Regions from separate parts of the Homo sapiens genome. Here region 1 is linked to region 2. The links are chromatin loops, found by intact Hi-C in ENCODE. Cell type or tissue: IMR-90. All regions are shown on one strand. Links, peaks and the distances in the headings refer to the core of each region. The heading gives the core; the rest is flanking DNA. Region 1 overlaps ST14 (ST14 transmembrane serine protease matriptase). Region 2 overlaps PRDM10 (PR/SET domain 10).

What was found. A loop is a pair of places that touch in the nucleus more often than their neighbours do. Peaks named below come from ENCODE experiments on the same cell type or tissue, not always from the same donor. Only the 100,000 strongest peaks of a DNase experiment are listed, where the experiment ranks them.
Region 1: it touches region 2 in a loop (10-fold over the local background); 5 of 110 quality-filtered maps call a loop at or near these places.

What each region holds. Positions count from the first base shown.
Region 1 is chr11:130,207,142-130,217,926 of GRCh38, reverse strand. ST14 (ST14 transmembrane serine protease matriptase) reads right to left here. Exons shown (of 19, transcript NM_021978.4): 17 at 9,243-9,517; 18 at 8,349-8,485; 19 at 7,565-8,265. The coding sequence ends at 8,104. Among named protein-coding and RNA genes, the nearest start is that of ST14, 53 kb to the right of the region's middle. RefSeq lists an enhancer at 7,818-8,317. In IMR-90, for the core only: a CTCF peak has its summit at 4,675 (motif pointing left); no DNase peak of the experiment used is centred there; H3K27me3 peaks cover 3,746 bases.
Region 2 is chr11:129,919,140-129,929,924 of GRCh38, reverse strand. PRDM10 (PR/SET domain 10) reads left to right here. Exons shown (of 21, transcript NM_199437.2): 12 at 4,696-5,043; 13 at 6,522-6,677. Among named protein-coding and RNA genes, the nearest start is that of NFRKB, 29 kb to the right of the region's middle. RefSeq lists an enhancer at 3,488-3,989 and a silencer at 6,365-6,464. In IMR-90, for the core only: a CTCF peak has its summit at 6,441 (motif pointing left); a DNase peak (open chromatin) is centred at 6,434.

The sequences.
Region 1 (10,785 bases), core at 1,432-9,431, 290 kb before region 2:
CAGAATCTCTCTCCAGCCCTTCCCCTCTAGGCTCCAGTCCGAGGCCCGCCCCATCACCCCTGGCCTCTGTTCCCTTTGCTTAAGCTTCCCGCAAGGCCAAGCAGCCTTCAGCAGAACTGAACTGCTCAGGGAGGAAGACGAGGGTCACAGGCTGATCCTCCTGAATCAGAGGACAGAACATGTTGTTCTAGTGCCCACGGCCAAGACCTCAAGGAAACATATTCTCCCTCCAGTCCACACTGCCCCAGGCAGAGGAGTAAGACGAAGCAGATGGTTTGGCCCCTTAGAGAGGGAAATGCCCAGGGGCTGCTGGGGGTGGCCAAGGAAAGAAAGGACATGGGGAAGATTTTGAAATGCTAATGGAGCCGGGTTGGAGTCCTGCCAGCGAAAGTCTGTTTTGGCCTTTTCCACGTGTGCCTAAGCCAGTGAGTTTATGACCTGGCGAGAGAGGTCCTGGCTCCAGCACCTAAAGCCCCAGGTGGAGCATGCATTGGCTGCAGGAGGCTGTGCGGGTGGACCCAGTGGCCCAGGTGCACCCTTCTCTTCCCCTACTGAGGAACCGTGAGCAGCAGGCTCTCTATCTGCACGGCCACAGCGTCCTCTCCTATAACTGGGAATGACAGAACCCACTCCCGAGGACTGTGATGACGCTGAAGTGAGAGGTGAAGTGAGAGGATGCATCCACGCCGCCAGAGTCCCTGACACTTCTTTGACATACAGATTGGAGCAGTCACTCTTCCAGGGCCTCTCCAGCTCTCACATCCAGCGCAGGGGACAGGAAGAGGCCGCTTGGCATCCCACTTGGCAAGGTCAGGGGCACAAAGACGGGGTGGAAGCACAGTGGGGTCCCAGGCTGGACGGGCCTGTCCGTGCTCCCACATTAGGACGGATTAAAATGCCTCGTGGGCATCTGGCGTAGGTCACCTTGAATTTCAGGTTCTTTCCAACCGTGAGGTTCCAGTTCTGAAAGGATGTCCCTCAGGCAGCTGCTTTCCTGGGAAACAGCAACTCCACTGAGCCTTGGAGGGTCATAAAGGTCCCCGCACACACCCCAGAAGGCCCCAGAGAGGCACCTTTCCTGTGCTCGGCTCAGGCTGGTCGGCCAGACCCCGTGACCTGACCCTGCCAGGAATGTGACCTGTCTGCCCGCCCAGACGTGCCCAGGACCTTGTTTCCCAAGTGTCTGCCTCATCTGGGGGCCCGATGCCCCCAGCCTACACCGGGTGCCCTTTCCGCAGTCACAGATGCCTGATTTGTTGAATTAATGAGCGGCTGCTTCTCTCATCCTTTCCCTTGGCTCATTCAAGTAAGCTTGTTACCCATTCTTTTGCAACAGAGTCACATGTGTCAAACAGATTTCATTTTTTTCCTAGTTTATGCCTATACATTTCTTCTGTCCTATTTGTCTTCATTGGGATTTGGATGGGAATTGGATTATGAGCTGCAAAGAGGTGTCAGATACCCAGTGTATTCTGGGAGCTGTCCTCCGAATGTCCTTCTGCATGAAGACTGAGATCTTCTCCACCCTTCCTGGGTGGGCCTGGTCCCTCGACCCCCTCCCTCACACTGCAACCTCAGAGCTCTGTGGAAAAAGCACACAGGCTGAGGGTGGTAGAATTTCCCTGTTGAGCTCTTTCCCTATTGAGTTAAACGAGACCATATGAAGTTCCAGAGGGTCTGGCGCAGAGGCTGGGTTATTCTTGATCCAGGGGTGTGGGCAGGGGAACAGTGATAACCTCCAAGGTGAAAGCAGCGCGTCGGGGAGGGAGCCTGCAGCCAAGCCAAGGGCAAGGGAGAGCTAAGTTTCCATCCTAGGAAAACACACACATCCCTCCCGCTGGAAGGTGCTGAGACTATGGAATAAACAGACAATGGAGCTGAGTCCCACCCATACCCGCAAGCAGCTCTGGACAGTGGCTTTTTAGGAAACGATGGGAGTGAGTGGAAAGGGTAGAATGAACACATGGTCTCCGAGTTGCAGGCACAGGACAGTGGAACTTGGGAGGAGACATTCCTCTGGAGGAGAAAAGGAGAGAAATAGGAAAAGGATAGTCAAGCCCGCTGAAATCCTAAGAGGATCTCTTTATCAAAATATAGTGTCCTCGCTGTAGGCATATCAGGTCACAGAAGCAATTCGTGTCATATACGCATCAGCTTGCAGGGCAGGGAACAGCCTGCATGGGAAGGTGTCTATACACAGGCTTCTCCTTGGTGGCCAGCCAAGCCCTGGCGTAGAGCCAGGCTAGCCCCTCTGCAGGCACCTCCTGGCTGTGGGTTGCACCTGTGCCCCCTACACCCCTAATGGATGCCCACCCTGATGTCTTCCCCCATTGTCAACGCTGTGCTGGTCATCTCATGGGACAGCAGCTTGAACCATCTTCTAGGCAGTCCCAAGATATGAAACCAGGGGAGAAATACTCCCATTCCTTCTTTGGGGTTTGGTCTCATCATTCTTAGTGGTGTTTGGGGCCTTTCCAAGTTCCGTTCCTGATTGTCACCCTGAGGAATGGCCCGGTGGCCTGGCCTGAGATAGCTGTTGTCCTCACCTCCTTCAACCAACACTCTACTCCCTTCCCTGTCCCCATCAACCATCCTCACTGAGCAAATTGAGGTGGCATCGTGGCTAATGAAAATCACCTTCCGTCTGGCTGAGTGGACTCCAGGAACCCAAGAAGCAATGCCATCGAGGGTGGCAATGCAGATGGAAGACAAGTGCATGACCAGCCTAGAGCAAACCCCTAGCCTGGAAAATGGGTCTTCTGGCAGGAACATCTCACAACCTGAAGGTCTCTGGAAGGTTTGTCAGGATTCCCAAAAGAAAGAGGACTCATTGGAGGACAATTCCCAAATGCTGATCCACACATATTTGCTGCTGAGACAGTTTCAAGTGTTTGCACAAAAATTAAAGCATTTAAAATACTTTTTTTTCCTTTTTTGAGACAGGGTCTCACTGTTTGCCCAGGCTGGAGTGCAGGAGTGGCGCAATCTCAGCTCCCTGCAGCCTCAACCTCCTGGGTTCAGGTGATTCTCCCACCTCAGTCTCCCAAGTGGCTGGGATTACAGGAGCCCGCCACCATGCCTGGCTAATTTTTTGCATTTTTACCGGACAGGTAAAAATGTCTATGTTGCCCAGGTCTGGTCTCGAACTTCTAGACTCAAACAATCCACCTGCCTCGGCCTCGCAGAGTGCTGGTATTACAGGCATGAGCCACCGTGCCTGGCAATACAAGACTGTCTTTTATACCAACAGTATGACCTACCTGCAGTTAGCATGTTAAGATCTCCTTTCTTTATGAAATGCTGGTGACAGTATGCTACTGATATATAGTACACGGTGTGGATGTGTATGATAGAGCACAGTGCTGATATGTATGTGATAGATAGATGTATATATGCGTGATATAGATGGATATGATAGAGCACAGTGCTGGCTCTGGAGCCAAATCACTGACATTCAATACCATATTTCCTGAGTGTGGGGCCTTTGGGCAGGTTATTCAGATTTTTGGTGCCTTGGTGTTCTATCTATAAAGTGGGAAAGACCATGGGGCTGTGTGAGGTTGAAATGAAATACGACTCAGAAAGCCCTTAGAGCACTCGGGAGGCGATCTTCATAAGCGCTGGATGTGCTGGACCGTGTTTCTCCTTTCAGCTCACTGCTCCAAGAAATTCAAGTATCTGAGAATCACTGGCTGAAGATCCAATTTTCCTCACCTGTGATTGCAGGTGAGCAACACACACAAATACACACATGCACGCACACACACCACACACACACGCACATACACTATGCACACACACACCCCTAACGTGCAGTTGCAGGTGGGCAACACATGCACGCATGTGCACACACACACCACACATACACACATGCACGCACATACATGCATGCACGCACACGTGCACACACGCGCCTACACCCACATACACACATACATGCACACACATACACACATACATGCACACACATACACACACACGCCTCAAACCTGCAAAACTGATGAAAAGTGAAAAGCAATGTTTGGTCACAGGCACCTAACTTTGGGTCTGTAGGCCCCTCAGGTGCTCCTGGGGAGGGAGACGGCGTCTGGTGTAGCAGCCAGGTCATGTTCTTGTGGCACATTCTAATCCGTCTATTCCAGGACTGCACAATCCCCAACACACACACACACGCGCACACACACGCAAGCACACGCACGCACGTACACACCCCTCTGCCCCCAGAATACCTGTGTACATGTGTATGGACAGACATGCCCACGTGTGGTAAATGGCCCTGCACAGTTGTCTCTGGGGCCGGTTGTGTCTCATGGGATAAAGTTCCACTTAGAGATGGCACCACCTTGGTGGCCATCCACAGGTCACCACTCTGTCCTCAATCTCAAAAGCCATCTTTAGAGCCTGCCCTGAGAATGTGTCCTCCAGGCCCCAATGCCAGAGAGCCAGCAGGTCCTGGCTACAGACTGGAGGTGGGGGCACTAAAGGGGCTGAAGGGCTGGCCAGGAAAGGCTTCAGGCTGGGGGCCTCTTCCATGCTCACCCTGAGCCAGGCACCGATTTCACTACCTGAAAGGTGACTGGGAAGCAGCAGAAGGCAGCCGCCAACAACAGACGGCCCCGGACACCCCGCCCCACCCGTGAGCGCCCACGCCCTGGAACGGCGCAACATCGCCACCGTGTGGCCGTCGACCTGAACAACAGCTTCTCAGCCCCTGGGGTCCGTAGCGCTAGGTCTCTGGAGACCTCCAAACTGGGCCCAGGATTTTAAACATTTCCTTTTCCATAAAGTCCTTCCTAATCCAAATTTCACTGTGATTCCTGCAGACTCTAGGTCTGAGTAGGACTCGCCATGGCTGCAATAAGCAGGAGTCGGGTTAAATTTTCATTAAATTTACATGGTTATGATTCCTAGCTAAAACAATGGCGATACAAGGTAGTTTAGGGGGATCAGAGAGTTGGATCATCTTGAGATCTCAGCAACGAAAGCAGCTAGTCAGTAGGGGAAAGCCTCTGCGGGGCTGCACTGAGCTTGTGGGAGCGCAGCAGCAGCCCTGCACTCTTCCCCTGTGAGGCCAGCTTGCTGTGCAGGGCACCTGTGCACGTGGGGCCCTCAGCCTGGCCCTCCCACCTCCTCCTCTAACCCTTCAGACCTCTGCTGTGGCCTTCACCTGGGTGAAGGAAAGGCTGGTCAGCACAGACCTACGCAGGCCTCTGGCCTCTCCCAGCTGCTGCAGGTCTGGACTGCCATCCTCAGCAAGGAGGAATGGCTCTAGCCTGCTGGTATTCCCACCCTGTCAGCTCAGGCTCTTGGACCAGAGACTTCTGCCTTCGTGAGAGCTATCGGCGCGGGGCCTGCGTGATGTGTCTGGCCTCTGGCGAGTTAGGGAGTCTCAGCCTGATCTTCTGAACTCCAGCCAGAAGTAACACAGGATTTGGCCCCATAATCTTTTTAAAGGCACTGACACATGATTGATTTTCCAGGGCTCAAATGCTTCTCGACATTCAGGCAGGCTTCCAGGATCCCCCAAGGACCAAGGATGTCCTGCAAACTGCGGCTCTGGGCATCTGATGGAGCACCTGGTGATGCTGCTGCTCCGTGGCACTTGGAATGGCATGACCCACTGCTAAAACGGTGCTCTCCAACCTCACAGGAACGCTTCTTAGAGCACAGGCCACTGGCCCCACCCAGCGGGCCCACCAGTTTCTGTTCAGGAGGTCTGGATGAAGCATGAGACTCTGCACCTATGAGTCCCAGGAGATCTCGATATTCCTGCCCAGGGACCTCCCGAGAGAAACACTGCCACAGACGACACGCCTTGTCCCACTCAGACCTCCCGCAGAGAGTCCCGGAAAGGGTGGGATGACCCTGAAGGCTAGCCATCTGTGTTTTCACCTGCTCCCCGGGTGGGAATCTGACCGGGGGGAGTGAGCAGTCCAGAACACTGTCAAGCCACAATGGAGCTGAGGGTGGTGCAGTGGCACGGGCTGGGCTGGCCTCCCTGAATCCCACTGCATGGATGACCATGTCTACACCCCGGCCAAGCCCCGGCTGCCAGGCTCACGCACACTTAGGAACCAGACCACACACAGGCCTCGTGAAACCTCTCCATTTAACATAGACCATTCCCTCAGCGCCTGCACTGGGCACTTCTGTCCGATGCGATCAGGTGGGAATGACCATGTCAGGGCAGAAAAGGAATGACATTTACAACACGCACAGGAGTCCTTCAGCATCATCCTCATTCTACTTCCCACGCCTTGGTAAGAACAGATGTTCTTTCCCTCCCCAGGGAGGAAAATGCGACAGATTCTCGCACAGGTTCTAGGCAACACTCCCTCCCTCAAAGAGGTAAAACACTCAGGCTAAAATGAAAGAGGCTCTGCAAACCCCACCTCCCCCGAGAAGCCTTGCAGTGTTGCTCCAATCAGACTATATTTCCTCCTTTTTGTTTCCATAACTCATGGCAGGCAAAAAACCATTCATTGAACAAACACATATCAGCATGTTCTAAGACAAGCCTGAGCTGGGGACATAGCGGTGAGCCAAGGCTACCTTCTGCCCTCCTGACACTGGCCATGTCATTTCTCTCCCCAGGTCCTCTTCCCTGCCCCAAGCCCATGTGGCGCATCAGCATACAAGAAGCCCTCAAATGTTCCCCCAAAAGCTCCCTAAGCCTTCCCCAGATTGTTGACATTGTCCCTTCAGGCCACCAAGCAAGAAGAGAGGAAATATTTTAAATTATTAAGTAAAAATCTAGGGAGGCTGGGGGTGGTGGCTCAGCACGAGCCCAACACGGGAAGATGACTTGAGCCCAGGAGTTCGAGACCAGCCTGGGAAACATAGTGAGACCCTGTCTGTACAAAAAAAAAAAAACAACTTAGCCAGGTGTGGTGGTGGGCACCTCTAGTCCCAGCTGCTCAGGAGGCTGAGGCAGGAGGATAGCTTGAGCCCAGGAGACTGAGGCTGCAATGAACTGTGATCATGTCACTGCATTCCAGCCTGGGTGACAGAGCAAGACCCTGACTCAAAAAAAAAAAAAAAAGAAAAAAGAAAAAATCAAGGGGGATGGCACGGGAGGTGTGGGTGCCCTTCAGCCAGGCAGCACCCCTCCTCCAAGGCCTTGGGACCCATCTGCTCAGCCTTCACTAGAGAGACAGCCAGGTCTTCATGCCCAGACTCACATCTGTCCCCGTGAGTGTGTGCGCTCACAGGGCCACCTCCCCACCAAACACGAAGCCACGCTTCCGCCCATCTTCCTCTGACAAAGCTCCTCCCTCTCCTAGGTTGGACCCAGGCCTGGGCACCAGTGCACCCCCCAACATTCGTCTCCCCACCTCGCCAACCCGCATTTCCCTCCTACCAGGGCACCAGGCCCCTGGTCTTGGAAGCTACAGGTCAGAGCAAAACCAGCCCCTTGCTGGCCTAGAGAAGGCAACGGCACTGTGGGCCCCACCCAGCCTGACTCCAGGGTCTGTGCTGAGGGGAATGTACATCCAATTTCTTGCAAATCGAGTAGGAAAAAGGAGGAAGGAGGGCGCAACTCCAGTAGGAAAAGAAACTTACCTAAAAAGAAATAAAATGTTTTACTCATTTACACAAATACACACACTGAAGTCCACCCTGGGAGCTGGTAAAACAATTTCAGTCTCAGACCCGTCTGTTTTCCAGGGTCCTCCGAGCCTGGGCTTCCTCAAGAGCGTGGCCCAAGGGCCCCACAGCCCAGATCCGGCAGCCCCACCACCTTCACTGAGGAGGCCCCGAAGCTCCGTTCCCGCTGCTCCTTAGAGACAGGGGAGGCAGATATGCACAAACGCGCCTCGGCCCAGCTTGGGGCTGGCGGGGGAGGCTGTGTCTTCAAACCTTTGCCCCCAGTTGGGTCAGTAGAACCACCAGTGTCCTCCCCTTCTACCTCCCAGCTCCACTTTGGAGGCTGAGGAAGCGAGAGGTTTTCTAGGCAGATTTGGAGCCCTGGAGATTGAGTTCACAGTGTATGTTCTGGGGGCGCTGGTGCAGTCAGCGGTCCAGTCTCCAGCCTGCAGGCGTGCACACTGGGGTGGACGATGGGTGGCCCCGCAGGTGTACACATTTGGGTGGCCCCGGCCCCTATACCCCAGTGTTCTCTTTGATCCAGTCCCGAAACAGAGGGAGCCTTGTGTACACGCCTGGCTTGTTCCTCTGAGCGCAGCCGTCTCCCCAGCTCACCACACCGGCCTGGAAGATCCGCCCATCCGCCTCCACGCTGGACAGGGGTCCCCCGGAATCACCCTGGGCGGAGACAAGCCCTGCCGTGAGTCCCCAGTCCCGCCTCTCCCGGGGCCCACCTGCCGCCCTCCTGCCCCGGGGGCCACCTGGCAGGAGTCCACGCCGCCGCTGAGGAAGCCCACGCACATCATGCGCGGCGTGATCTGCTGCGGCAGGAGGTTCTCGCAGGTGGTCTGGTTGATGACGCGGATCTCACCCTTTTGCAGGATCAGCGCGCCAGTGCCTGGGGAGAGGGCAGGACGGGGCTGAGAGCCGGGCTGCTTCGAGGGCAGCGTCATTCGAGACGCTCCCCACGGGTCATTGGACTAGAAAACTCTGGAACAGCCCAGATGCCCGGGGCTGACAAACGGGTAATCCGCGTCTACTCAGTGGGCTCTGGCAATAGCAGCCACCTAGAGGAAGCAGGGGCATGCTGAGATCTGCCAGGCGAGTTGAGAGGGAACAGACGCCGTGGCAAGCAGGGGTGAGGGAACAAGAAGCAGAGAGGCGGAGGGAAGGCGCCGCAAATGCCCGCGGGGTTCTGTGAGGGCATTGGAGCTGTAAGTCCTGTTCGTTTTCTTTCCTCTCCAAAGACGACAAATGTTCAGCATATGCTGTACAGTGGATTCTTTCAATCTAGCATTTGCCAACTAACGGCCTGCTTCCCTTCATACCCACCCCCTCACGTGCCTTAAGCACCACTGGGCTTAAGGTGTTGCTATCTTCATTACGCGCATGCACAAACAGGATCAGAGCTTAAGCAACTCGCTCAAGGTCACTCAGCTAGTTAGGGGCAAAGCCAACCTTCAATCCTGAGCCCAGGCTGCAAATCCCATGCCCCTTTTACTAAAGGCCTCCATTCCGCCCTGGACAGCCTCATTCTGCCAGGCAGAGGGAGACTGGAGCAGCCCCCCGCCCCGAGACCGGACACGCAGAGGAAACACGGCCTTGGAGAAAGGCCCCAGGCCCTCTGCGGAGCCCTAGGTCAGCCCGAAGCTTACCTCCATACTGGGTGTGTCCCCAGCCCGTGACCCAGATGGCCTTGCCGGCAGGGAAGACATGGGAGGCGTCCGGCAGGCAGATGGGCCGCACCATGGAGCTGTACTCTGCCGGTTTCTCCAGCTCCAGCAGCGCGATGTCATAGTCGAAGGTGAAGTCATTGAAGAAGGGGTGGGAGATGATGCGCTTGAGCCTGCGCTCCTGCACCCCAGGGGCGCTGCGCTGGCTCTGGTCGTGCAAGCCCAGGAAGGCCGTCCACTGCGTGGGGTCTGAGTACCTGGTAGGGAGAGCCGCTATGAGACTGCGCGGTCACTCGGGTCTGTGCACACGGCCTCGCGGCCCCGCGCGTTCCCAGAGGATTCCGCATGGATGAGGCACAGCTGCTGCTACGAGAAGACGATGGGGCCGGCTCTTACTTGGTCTTGACCCTAAGCTAGAAACTACTAAGTGCCTCCAGCTGCAGTATGAAATCCCTCTTGAACTCTTTACCCCCCCTTCCTTGAATACATTTTTAATCTGATGACCAAAAATTAGTTATCTTACGAACCTGATCTTTCACAGGAGGAATAACAGAACAATCAATCCAAATAATTTATTTATTTATTTATTTATTGAGACTGAGTCTCGCTCTGTCACCCAGACTGGAGTGCGGTGGTGGCATGATCTCGGCTCACTGCAATCTCCACCTCCCGAGTTCAAGCGATTATCCTGCCTCAGCCTCTTGAGTAGCTGGGATTACAAGTGCACACCACCACACCCAGCTAATTTTTGTATTTTTAATAGAGACGGGATTTCATCATGGTGGTCAGGCTGGTCTCGATCTCCTGACCTTGTGATCCGCCCGCCTCGGCCTCCCAAAGCGCTGGGATTACAGGCGTGAGCCACCACGCCCAGCCCAAATAAATTTTTAATGTAGTGCTATATAACCTAAGACCAAAATGAATTGAAAAATATGTTGTGTTGTGTCTAAGTTTGTTGCTGGCTATGGAATAGGTTTAGCAATTCAGAAGCTTTTCCACGTGCACTGCAGAGCCGGAGCCCACCCCACTGGGGGGAAAGGGAGGCACAGATGTGGAATGAGATCAGAGATATCAGGAAAGGTTCATGGTTTTTATTTTATTTTATTATTATTTTTTGAGACGAAGTCTCACTCTGTCACCCAGGCTGGAGTACAGAGGTGTGATCTCAGTTCACTGTAACCTGCACCTACCAGGTTCAAGCGATTCTCCTGCCTCAGCCTCCCGAGTAGCTGGGACTACAGGCATGTGCAGCCACGCCTGGCTAATTTTTGTATTTTTAGTGGAAACGGGGTTTCGCCATGTTAGCCAAGCTGGTCTCAAACTCCTGACCTCAAACGACCAGCCCACCTTGGCCTCCCAAAGTGCTGGAATTACAGGCATAAGCCACCGTGCCCGCTGGCTCACAATTCTTAAAAACTGGCCTAAAACCAATACTGTCTCCAGCAGCACCCAGAACTTAGTGTCTAAATATCCTTCTCTATTGAAAGGAACCAGGGCTCCTTGGAAAAACAGCTGATTTCGGATC
Region 2 (10,785 bases), core at 1,684-9,683:
AGGCCAGCAAGGAAAACAAGCTATGAAGTAATATCCCATCCATCCTTCTCCTTTAGTTCCTAATCTGCACTTCTTTCTCTTGCTCAATTACTATATTTTCTGCTTTGGCCATTCTGATTTTTTTTACTAAGTCCAGAGAAACCCTTGCTAGATTTTTTTTTTTTTTTTGGAAGGAAAAAAAAAAACCGAAGCCCACACATGCAGTGAAGTTGTGGATGCACAAACACAGTCCAGCCGTAATTGTACTTGCATTTTTGAATGAGCAGGGTTACTGGTTTTGGTGCAAGGTTCCTTGTGTCAAAGCGAAAGCCATATGTATCTGGCTTTTGGAGGTCAGTCTTAGTTGAGCTATTTTGTTTTTTTTTCTCTCACACATTCTAAAAAGTAGGGCTATGTATTTTTTCATCTTTTCTATCCAGATTGGTAATGACCAACTGAAGGGAAGTCTTCCAATCCAATTGGTAATGTAACTATTTTTCTCTCCTCTAATGCTGCCTGCTCAGTTGGAGCTGCAGGTAGGTTTGTTTCCTGTGTTTCACATAACAGAATGTTACTTGTTTGCCTGACCTGCTGTTCTTTGCAACCTGTACTTACTAAATCCTGGTGGAAACCACAGTTTGGTTGCTACAGTAAATGCAAATTAATGAATAATGATAATTTATTTGTAAATAGATCAAGGAATAAATTGTGGGCTGCAGGTTCCTCATATACAAAATGAAGGGTAGGACTAAGTGATCTCCAAGGTCCCTTCCAGCGCTAAAACCATTGGAATGACTTATGCAATAGTGTTGAGTTCTAACTGTCTATTTGGCACTATGCTAGGTACACAATAGAATTTTCACTTGAGCTTGCAGTCTAAGTAGGAAATCAATACTAATGTAGGGGAGTTTACAGTTAGGTGTTAAATGTAAAAGTATAACTTGGAAGAGTGAAAGGTTGAAGTAAAATAGAGGAGTCAGGATAATTCTTGGATAAGGTGAGACTTAGACTAGCCCTTGAAAGAGAGGAGGAAGGTAGACTGTTTCAGAGAATGATAGCCATAGGATCAGAGGCCCAGACACAGGAGGTTCTTGCTGTGGTTGGGACAGTGCAGACATGAGCCTGGCCCTAGCAGGGGTGCAGTGGAAGGATGGTGCAGAGTGAGCCGAGTTGGGCAGGGCTGGCCAACCAAAGGCTTTCAAAGTGGGCAGAAAATTGTCCAAAGGAAAGTTGTTTAAAAGACCCCAAAACTGCCAGGCATAGTGTCTCACACCTATAATCTCGGCACTTTGGGAGGCTGAGGCAGGTGGATTGCTTGAGCCCAGGAGTTCGAGACCAACCTGGGCAACGTGGTGAAACCCTGTCTCTACTAAAAAAAAATACAAAAAAATAGGTGGACATGGTGGCAGGCACCTGTAGTCTCAGCTACTCAGGAGGCTGAGATGAGAGAATCCTCTGAGTCTGGGAAGTCGAGGCTGCAGTGAGCTGTGATTGTGCCACTGCACTCCAGCCTGGGCAATGGAGTGAGACCATGTCTCAAAAAACCCCCCCAAAACCCCAAATCAACAAACATGATTGTTTGATTTCTTTTTTGTGTCAGGATTAAAATAATATGAAAATTGATCAATAATTTAGGTTCTTTTAGCCATTAATATCAAACTTTAGAAACATTTTAGTCAGGCGTGGTGGCATGTACTTATAAGTCCCAGCTACCCTGGAGGCTGAGGTGGGAGGATTGCTTGAGTCCAGGAGGTCGAGGCTGCAGTTAGCTATGATCATGCCATAACACTCCAGCCTGGGCGATGGAGAAAGACCCCATCTCTAAAAAACAAACAAACCCCCTAAACTTTAGAAACATTTTATGATCTCTGTCTACAAATAATCTGTTGTCTTAGAATTCATTGCAATGTGAGTTGAATCCCAAATCACAGAATTTAGCAACAATACGATTTTGGTATCCCTAGAGTAGCTGATATATATGTAGAGTGTGGTGGATTGCCTGACGAACTCAGGAAAGCAGAAGAACTAGAGTGGATCTGTGCGCTCTCTCCGACATTTGTCATGATTTCTTCTAGAAATGTGTACGGGTTGTGGCTCTGAGCTACAGAAGACACCTTAGAACAGAAATGGCCTGCAAGTGGGTCAACGGGTGGGGACAGTTTCAGCATTTTTACGACCTTGTAATATGACCATCCCATTAGTATCATTAGATCAGAGAAATACAATCTAGTTCTTGAGTGCAGACAATGTTCAGGGCTCCATGGAAATTGAAAAGATGATAAAGTTTGTCAATAGAGCCAAGAAAGTGGAGCCAGGTGGTGGCTCAGTTTAAATCAAGTGGCTGAAGGTACTCACACTAATCAGAAATGACAGAAGACTGATTAGCATAATGGACCAAAACAAAACTGAGTTCTGGATTTGGCACCCAAGGAGAAATGGCATCCTCAGTGGGACCACAGTCAATGTGCATTGTGTCTGTTCTTGGACACTTCAATGAACTTGGATAAAGGAAAAGATTCCTACATGGCAAAAGTGCTCTGAATCTTGCATCTTTGAACCTCACAATAGTATTGGTTCATCAGCAATATTTCCGTAAAGTTTTGAAAGTGGACAAAATAGTAAAGCTTTTATGTAAAATTAGTATCCAGACAGAGTTAAAAAGATGAGGTGGCTACTGAACTACACAGAAGTGAAAGCAAGCCCTGTGGCTGATTTGAGAAAAAACTATGCTTTTTTTTTTTTTTTTTTTTTTTTTTTTTTTTTTTTTTTGAGACAGAGTCTCACTGCAACCTCCACCTCCCAGGTTCAAGCGATTCTCCTGCCTCAGCCTCCCAAGTAGCTGGGATTACAGCCCTGGGGTTACAGGTGCCTGCTACCACGCCTGGCTAATTTTTGTATTTTTGGTAGAGACAGGGTTTTACCATGTTGGCCAGGCTGGTCTCAAACTCCTGACCTCAGGTGATCTGTCCGCCTCAGCCTCCCAGAATGCTGGGATTATAGGCATGGGCCACAGTGCCCAGCCAAGAAAGACCTATTCTTAAAAATCTCTGCAGATGCTGTAGAAAAATCCTTGAAATCATTTTTTTGAGTTTCATATGAAATATATTTCACTGATTCTCAAACTACTTTTGAAGACTTCCTATAAGCTAAGCAATTTATTAAGGGATCTGGATACAAAGGAGAATAAAGTATGATACATCCCCTGAAGCAGCCCCATCAGCTGAAGAAGATCACAGAATTGCTGTTTATCTACTCAAGATAAGTGAGTAGGTAGCAGCTTAAAAATCTTTCTCCTAGCCCGGTTAGAGAAGCCCTGAGAAGGAAATCTCTTGTTACATAGTAATTATGTCTAGAAATTCCACTAAATCAAAAATAATTATTTTGTTTTCCTCACATGATGATTTCACATTAAATTTAGTTTAAAAGTTGATGCTTACAAGTAATTTGAAGTTAAGATCGCACTAAGATCTCCATTAATCCTTCAATTACTGTTCATTTGTAGCTACATAGGCACAGCCATTCACAGATATACTTGAAGGATTTCCCCCCCTTGTAGCAATCTAGAGCTTTCCCTCAGTGTTCTGAGGAACGGATGAATGAGTCTTCATTGTAAGCATAACTGAAAGATTGATTCTGCATTCTCTGTGTGAGGTGATTTTGTCGATCTGCTGTCAGTAGAGCATGAGTAGATTTTCCAGTAGTGGCGATGGGTTTGCACTGAGTACCCGTACTCTCCCACTTGGATGCCCTATAACAATTGCATGAATTTACAAGATGGCCAATCAGCATTACAAGTGCAATCTGTGCCTGAAAACAAAGAGCAGAATTGCCTGGTCGAGGCAGGAACAGTGTGATGAGCTTAACGTTGTTAGCATGGCATTCTAACCAGTAGAACTAACTAGCTATTCTGGAACCTTACCTTCTGTTTTCTAAGTAGAAAGTGATGAAATGCATATATTCCATTTACGACATGTGCTCATGTCCCATTCACATAAATCTGAATCCTTTCAAGAAATTCTCGTGGCATAAAGTTTACCCTTTAAAGTGGTTTTTAGAACATTCTGAAGCTGTGCAATCTTCACCACTCTCTAATTCCAGCACACTTTCATCACCCCCAAAAGAAACCTGGTATCCATTACCCCCAAAAGAAACCTGGTATCCATTTCCTTCTCCATCCTGCCGCTGGCAAGGACTACCCTTCAGTTCTTTTTATTGTTTTTTTGTTTGTTTGTTTGTTTGTTTTGTTTTTGCTAAATGTTTTAATCAAGCTTCAAATTCTTTTTCTCATGGATTTCAACAAGTAACATTTGACTGACTTGCTCCAGCCTGATTCCTGCATGTGTGACTTAACCTAAGTCTTTTCCTCCAAATCTTCCATTTTTATCCTGTTCCACTGTGGGATTTGTTTTATTATACAAGTCTTCTATTGGGAACACTTTTTTTGTTACTTAAACCCTTTCAAAAGAAAACCCACATACATAGATGTAAAACAAAACACAAAAAAATTTCATCTCTTTAAGATGAGCTTCTTTGAGGATGGCTTCATTTTCAGTGTCTTCACCAGAAAAATCTCCTTTCAACTGTGTGTGTCCTAGAGTTGAACTTCTATGGGAAGTCTGTGATTGCAGAGATCATCCTCTCTTTCTCTGTAAAAGTGTGATCCAGTTGCACTCTTAATTTCATCACTAAATGATCACATTTGTGTATGTCTTTCAGAATGCAGCTCTTCAGCATCTGTTTATTCGGAAGTCCTTCCGGCCTTTTAAATGCTTGCAGTGTGGGAAGGCCTTCCGGGAAAAGGACAAACTGGACCAGCACTTACGCTTCCATGGGCGGGAGGGGAACTGCCCACTGACCTGTGATCTCTGTAACAAGGGCTTCATCAGCAGCACATCCTTGGAGAGCCACATGAAGCTCCACTCAGACCAGAAGACTTACTCTTGCATTTTTTGCCCAGAATCCTTTGACCGCCTTGATTTGTTGAAAGATCATGTGGCCATTCATATCAATGATGGCTACTTCACCTGCCCAACTTGTAAGAAACGGTTCCCAGATTTTATCCAGGTGAGTGTCTACTACTGAGATTCCTGTCTGCTTCCTTCTTTTGGTAAAAGAAACTTCGATTTTTGGAAAACCGAGACTGCCTAGCACCTGCATTTCCATCCCTTCTTTGAAACAACTTTACAATTGAGAACAATATTTCTTCAATCAAACTACTTTTATACACAAGATTATTATGACCCTTAATTGTCCAGATCAGACATTGACATTGAAGTGTTTAAGTTACAAGTAATAAACACCCAGATCTATTATAATTTTTAAAAAGTCTTTCATAATCCATGTCAATGTCTATTGCTTATAAAATATACCGAGCCTGTAGAAGACATACTCCCGTTTCTGAGGGGCTGGGAACATCTCCCTACTACTACTGTGGTTTCCTGCTTGCTTTAACCAAGGCCATACATTTTGGAAGGAAACAAAGAGAAAGTTGGTATATAATATACTTTTGTATCAGGAACCGACTGCCTCCTCCCCTGTAGTGTATTCTTTGTTGGAGCAAAATGGGTGAAGATAAATTTCAGAATACTCATGATTTCATTTGGACTTTAAGTGATAAGATTTTCCTGTGCTAGTCAGTGAATAACGAAACATTTTGTAAAAATACACTTTTTCAATTACCAAAGGAAAAGAAGACTAGGGATTTAATTTTAGTTCTGCTAGTGTTGAGAGTCTTGGAAATTTTCTCACTTCACACAAACTAGTAGAAAGATTGCTTTAAGGCATAATTTAATGGCAAAAGAAACTCCAAAAATAATGAAGCAAACTATCTTATAGGAATAGTTTGGTAAGACTCACTACTTAGCTTCCATCCTCAGCTCTTTCTCATTGGATATGTGTGGCTAAGAGAGTTCAGAAGCCCTATTCCTTTATTTATCTAAAAGTAAGGGAAGTAAGTCCCAGTTGAGAAGTGACGCCAGCGTCATATTGCTCTCACAAACCGGTAATGTCTTCTGTATCCACTCATTCATGTCTTTAATTCTTCAGAACTTAATTTTATAAGAAGATGTAAAAGGATCAAAAGGGGCTAAATTGCTTCTGTGCAGATTAAAGACGGAGAAAAGTAAGGAAGAATTGGTTTTTGTCTTCCTATAGATCCTTTTTAGCAAGATTTCATTTAAACCCAAAGGAACTTTTGCTTTTTATCTTTAAAAAATGGGCTTCAAGTGATCAGGGCTTTGACCAAGCAAGCACTCTCTCTCTCTCTCTCTCTCTCTCTCTCTCTCTCTCTCTCTCTCTCTCTCACGTTTCAAGTCATCGGGGAGGTTCGGATTTCTAAGGCTTTCTGGCTACTTGTTTTATTTCTTTGTGACAGGGACAGTATGTGTTATTGAGGCCAATTATCACATCTGATTGGATTCCTCGGCGGGGTTGATGAAAACCCATGGTAATGCGTTTGGCTCCCTCTAGCGTTGACAAGCTGCCTTTGGTCATTTCATTTGGTGCCTGCGTCCCCTGAATTTTCCTGTGGTTCTTATCACCAGGTGAAAAAACACGTGCGCAGCTTCCACTCAGAAAAGATCTACCAGTGCACAGAGTGTGACAAGGCCTTCTGTCGCCCCGATAAACTGCGACTCCACATGCTCCGGCATTCGGACCGCAAAGACTTCCTGTGTTCCACCTGTGGGAAGCAATTTAAGGTATGACACCAAGGCACAGCCCAAGGTGGTTCTCGTGGCCACTGGAATTATAGCAAGCTGAGGGTAAATGCCTGTTCATTTCATCAGTTTATCACCCACCTCTGATGAACTGGACCTGAGATACTCTTTGGGCCTTGTGTTTGACTTAGTTATAAAATTAAGGGGGAAAACTTACTCATTTCCTCAAAATAGTTAATTCAAATCCCCAAACAAGTAGAGTAAAAATGCATCATCTCCTAAAAGAATCCAAATGTATAATGACAAGTATAACTAAATCGCTATTGAGATTTCCTAACAGACCAAAACCTTTACTTAACATTCAGATCAGGAGGTTTTTGTTGAGCACTGATGAAGTATAAGAGCCCGTAATTGAGCCTTGCAGCCAGCAGGACGCTCATCTAATTCAGGTGGGAAATCTGAAGAATGCTGAGAAGGCTTAGACTACTTTGGAGAATGTTAATGACCTCAAAGATTAAAACATTATGAGTATCCGTAACCCACCTGGAACTTAGAAGAAGCCGAGCAAAACCCTGCAGGGGACCCAGAAATAAAAGTTAAATAAATAAATGTAAAAACAATGAAATATGCTTCATTGGGAAATAAGGTGATTCTGCAAAAATGTCACTGGAAGACCTTCTGCTGAAAATGATTGTAGGTCACACTCTCATAGAAACTGGAAAAGAATCAGAAATTGATTCAGGAGAGGAAAACTAAGGGTATATTTGTAACAGATGCAAAGAAATTAAAGAGAAATAGAGTTTGCAAAGCTGGTTTTATGGTAAGTGTGTTATAGAATATAATTTAATGGCTTTGAATATATAACAGCACAATTTAGAATTCCGTAGAGAACTCCAGTGTGAAAAGTATAAGTAGGTCTGGGATTTTTCTGTTCTTAAAAAAAATCATATCTAAAAGGATTCCTGTTTTGCGATACTGTTTGGCCATCCATCCATCCCATCCAGCCAGTGTTTTTTGATTTTTCATTTTGTGCCAGATACCATATTTTAACACCTTGGAATATTTCTTTAAAATTTCTTTGCTTGCTTTCATTTTCTCTTTTACTTTCACCCAGTATATTCAACCACAGTTCAATCAGGGAAGCAAAGCCACTGTGAATGTTACAGAAGAAGATTTTCTTACAGGACTAAGAACTTAATTATAGGAGAAGATGGAGAAGTGAGGGTTGAAGGGAGAAGCTGGGAGGTCGGAAGTCAGCAGTATGCCCACAGAAGTACTGGTCTGGGTGGTCAAATGGGAAGTTACCTGGGAATCTGGGAACCAAGCACTTCCTCCTGCAGAGGGGCCCAGGAAGGAGAGCTGGTGTGGTCTGTGAAAGACTGTGTCACTGCATCTGGTGGTGGATGTGGAGCTGGCCAGCAGGGCTGGCAGTCAGGAAGACAGCTGGTGGCTGGGTGGGAAAGAGAGGATAAGTAGGGACCCACAGGTACCTCTACATGACACCGTCTAGAGCAGCACGGAGCTGCTTCCTTTCCACCTTCCAGGCTGGTCTGAGTTTCTCTTTGGCTAACCCCAACTCGGAACCATGCTGGGAAGAAGACTCCCTTCAAATGTAGTTCCCCTTAGCCAAGTTGACCCAGCACAAAACCACTACCACCTACCTTCCTGGCATATTTTCAAAGTAGAATCAGAGTAATTTTTCTAGAGAACAGCTCTGATGTCATGTCCTTTCTGAAAAACTCTTAAATAGCTCTTCACGCAGATAAATCCCGAAGTTCTTGTTACTTCTAAGATGCTACAGGATCTGGCTCCTGCCAGCCTCTCTGGTTCCTGCCTCCCCGTGTGCTCAGGGTGACCTGAACTCCATAGCTTTACCCAGGTGTGGCATACTCTCTCTCCTTGGGCCTTTGCACTTGCTCTCACTCCTCCTCCTGACTTGAAATGCATTTTCAAACTGTCATATTCCTTCACCTGGCTAATGTCACTTCATATGGGGCATTTCCTGATCCCTGGATTAACTGCTGCTTCTCCCACCAATTCCCACAGGGCCTTTTGCTGGTGACCCTGTCATAGCATTTGTGTATTGCATTTGCCTGTCCTGCTAAGTATAAGCTCCATGAGGGCAGCATTGAAGTCAAGGTGGGACCTTCCAACTTCAGGGAGCTCACACTAGAATAGAGAAAAGAATAAAGTGGCCGGGTGCGGTGGCTCACGCCTGTAATCCCAGCACTTTGGGAGGCCAAGGTGGGCAGATCACCTGAGGTTGGGAGTTCGAGACCAGCCTGACCAACATGGAGAAAGCCCATCTCTACTAAAAATATAAAAGTAGCCAGGCGTGGTGGTGCATGACTGTTATCCCAGCTACTCAGGAGGCTGAGGCAGGAGAATCACTTGAACCCGGGAGGCGGAGGTTGTGGTGAGGCGAAATCATGCCATTGTACTCCAGCCTGGGTGACAGAGCGAGACTCCATCTCAAAAATGCTGTGAGAGGGATTCACTGATTTGGGGTATAGGGGAGACCTCATAGATATGGTGACACTTTTGAATCCATTCATGGGTGGGAAACAGTTTGCCAGCTAGGGAAAGGGAGAGGTGAGGAGTGAGGGAGGAATATTGGCATCTCAAGCAGAGGGAGCAGCAGGGAGTGGTGATGCCACGTTCGGGAGATTGGGAGAAGGGGACTGATGGAGGGTGTGGCAAGAGGAAGCCAGGGAAGCGGGTTAAGCTAGCGCGCTGTGCTAAGTAATTAGACTTACCAGCGTTTCAGAGCTGGGCTAATTCAGGCCGAGGCAGTGGGTGTGGAGAAGAGGGGCCATGTTCAAGACAGGCGTCATGGGAGGCTGACAAGAACTTGCACTTGGGTGGAAGGGGGAAGGGTGGACAGCAAGGAATGGAGATTTGCAGCTTGAGAGGCTAGATGTTTGGGAACACCGCTGATACCAAAAAGCACGACTTAGGCAGAAGGAGTGGGGGCAGATAGCGGATTTGGTTTGGGGGATGTTAGGATGGAAAGGCCTCATGGAGATTTGGCATCCAACAAATGTGTGCCCGTCACGATGTGCATAGCATGGTGTGGTATTTGTGTTAGGCTTTGAAATTTATGTGATGATTCGGTTAAGGTCAGTTGGTTGTTTAAAGGGAATAGACGGGAACTAGTGAATGTTGATGCTTAGAAAAAAGTGGGAATGCGAGAGGAGTTGGAGGAAAAGGAAAAGAAAAAAAGTGGCAATGCAACAGTGCTTTGCCATTGTATCCACACTAAAGAAAGATACTGTCACGTAGGGCAGTGTCCTTAATCCAAATCCTACTGTAGCCTACAAAGCGCTGAACATTCCCTCCTGGGCTTTCCAGAAATGAAGGCGGGTGGGATAGGAAGAAAGAGTTGGGTCGTATGCATTGCAGCAGAAGAGGCAGGTGGGTGAGGGAGGCCCAGCATTGGAGCTCGGCCCTTATCCTGCTCCCTGATACTGGGTAGGCCCTCAAGGAATATTTGTTGAGTAAATGTGCTGAAAAATGAAGTCCTTAAAAAAGTCCCTGTGCTGAAAGGTGGGAAGAACTGGATTTGTAGAAAGCCTCAGAGTCTTTATGGGACTAATAACAATTTATTCATGTGTCCCAGAGCAGAAAGCCTCACTGGATCAGGGAGCTGGCACTTTGTTTTTATTCAGGATGGGCTCTGCCTGATTCTCTCCATGGACTCACATCAGCATGTGTCACTAAATAGTGAAACCAGGAGCTGAGCCCTGGGCCCCATGCTCCATCATAGTGAACAATGGATTTGTTTACTTGAACTTCTAATTCTGTAAGGTGAGAAGTTCTAAATCCATAAGATAGAGATTCTTACTTAAATTCTTTTGGGATTTAGAAAAATATAATGTTTGCTGAAAGGTGTGGGAATTGAGTATACACATGGCATTTTTTCTTTGACAGAGCCTTGCTCTGTTGCCCAGGCTGGAGTGCAGTGGTGTGATCTCAACTCAGTGCAGCCTCCACCTCCCAGATTCAAGTGATTCTCCTGCCTCAGCCTCCTGAGTAGCTGGGATTACGTGTGCCACCACACCCAGCTAATTTTTATATTTTTCATAGAGACAGGGTTTCACCATGTTGGCCAGGCTGGTCTCAAACTCCTGACCTCAGGTGATCCGCCCTT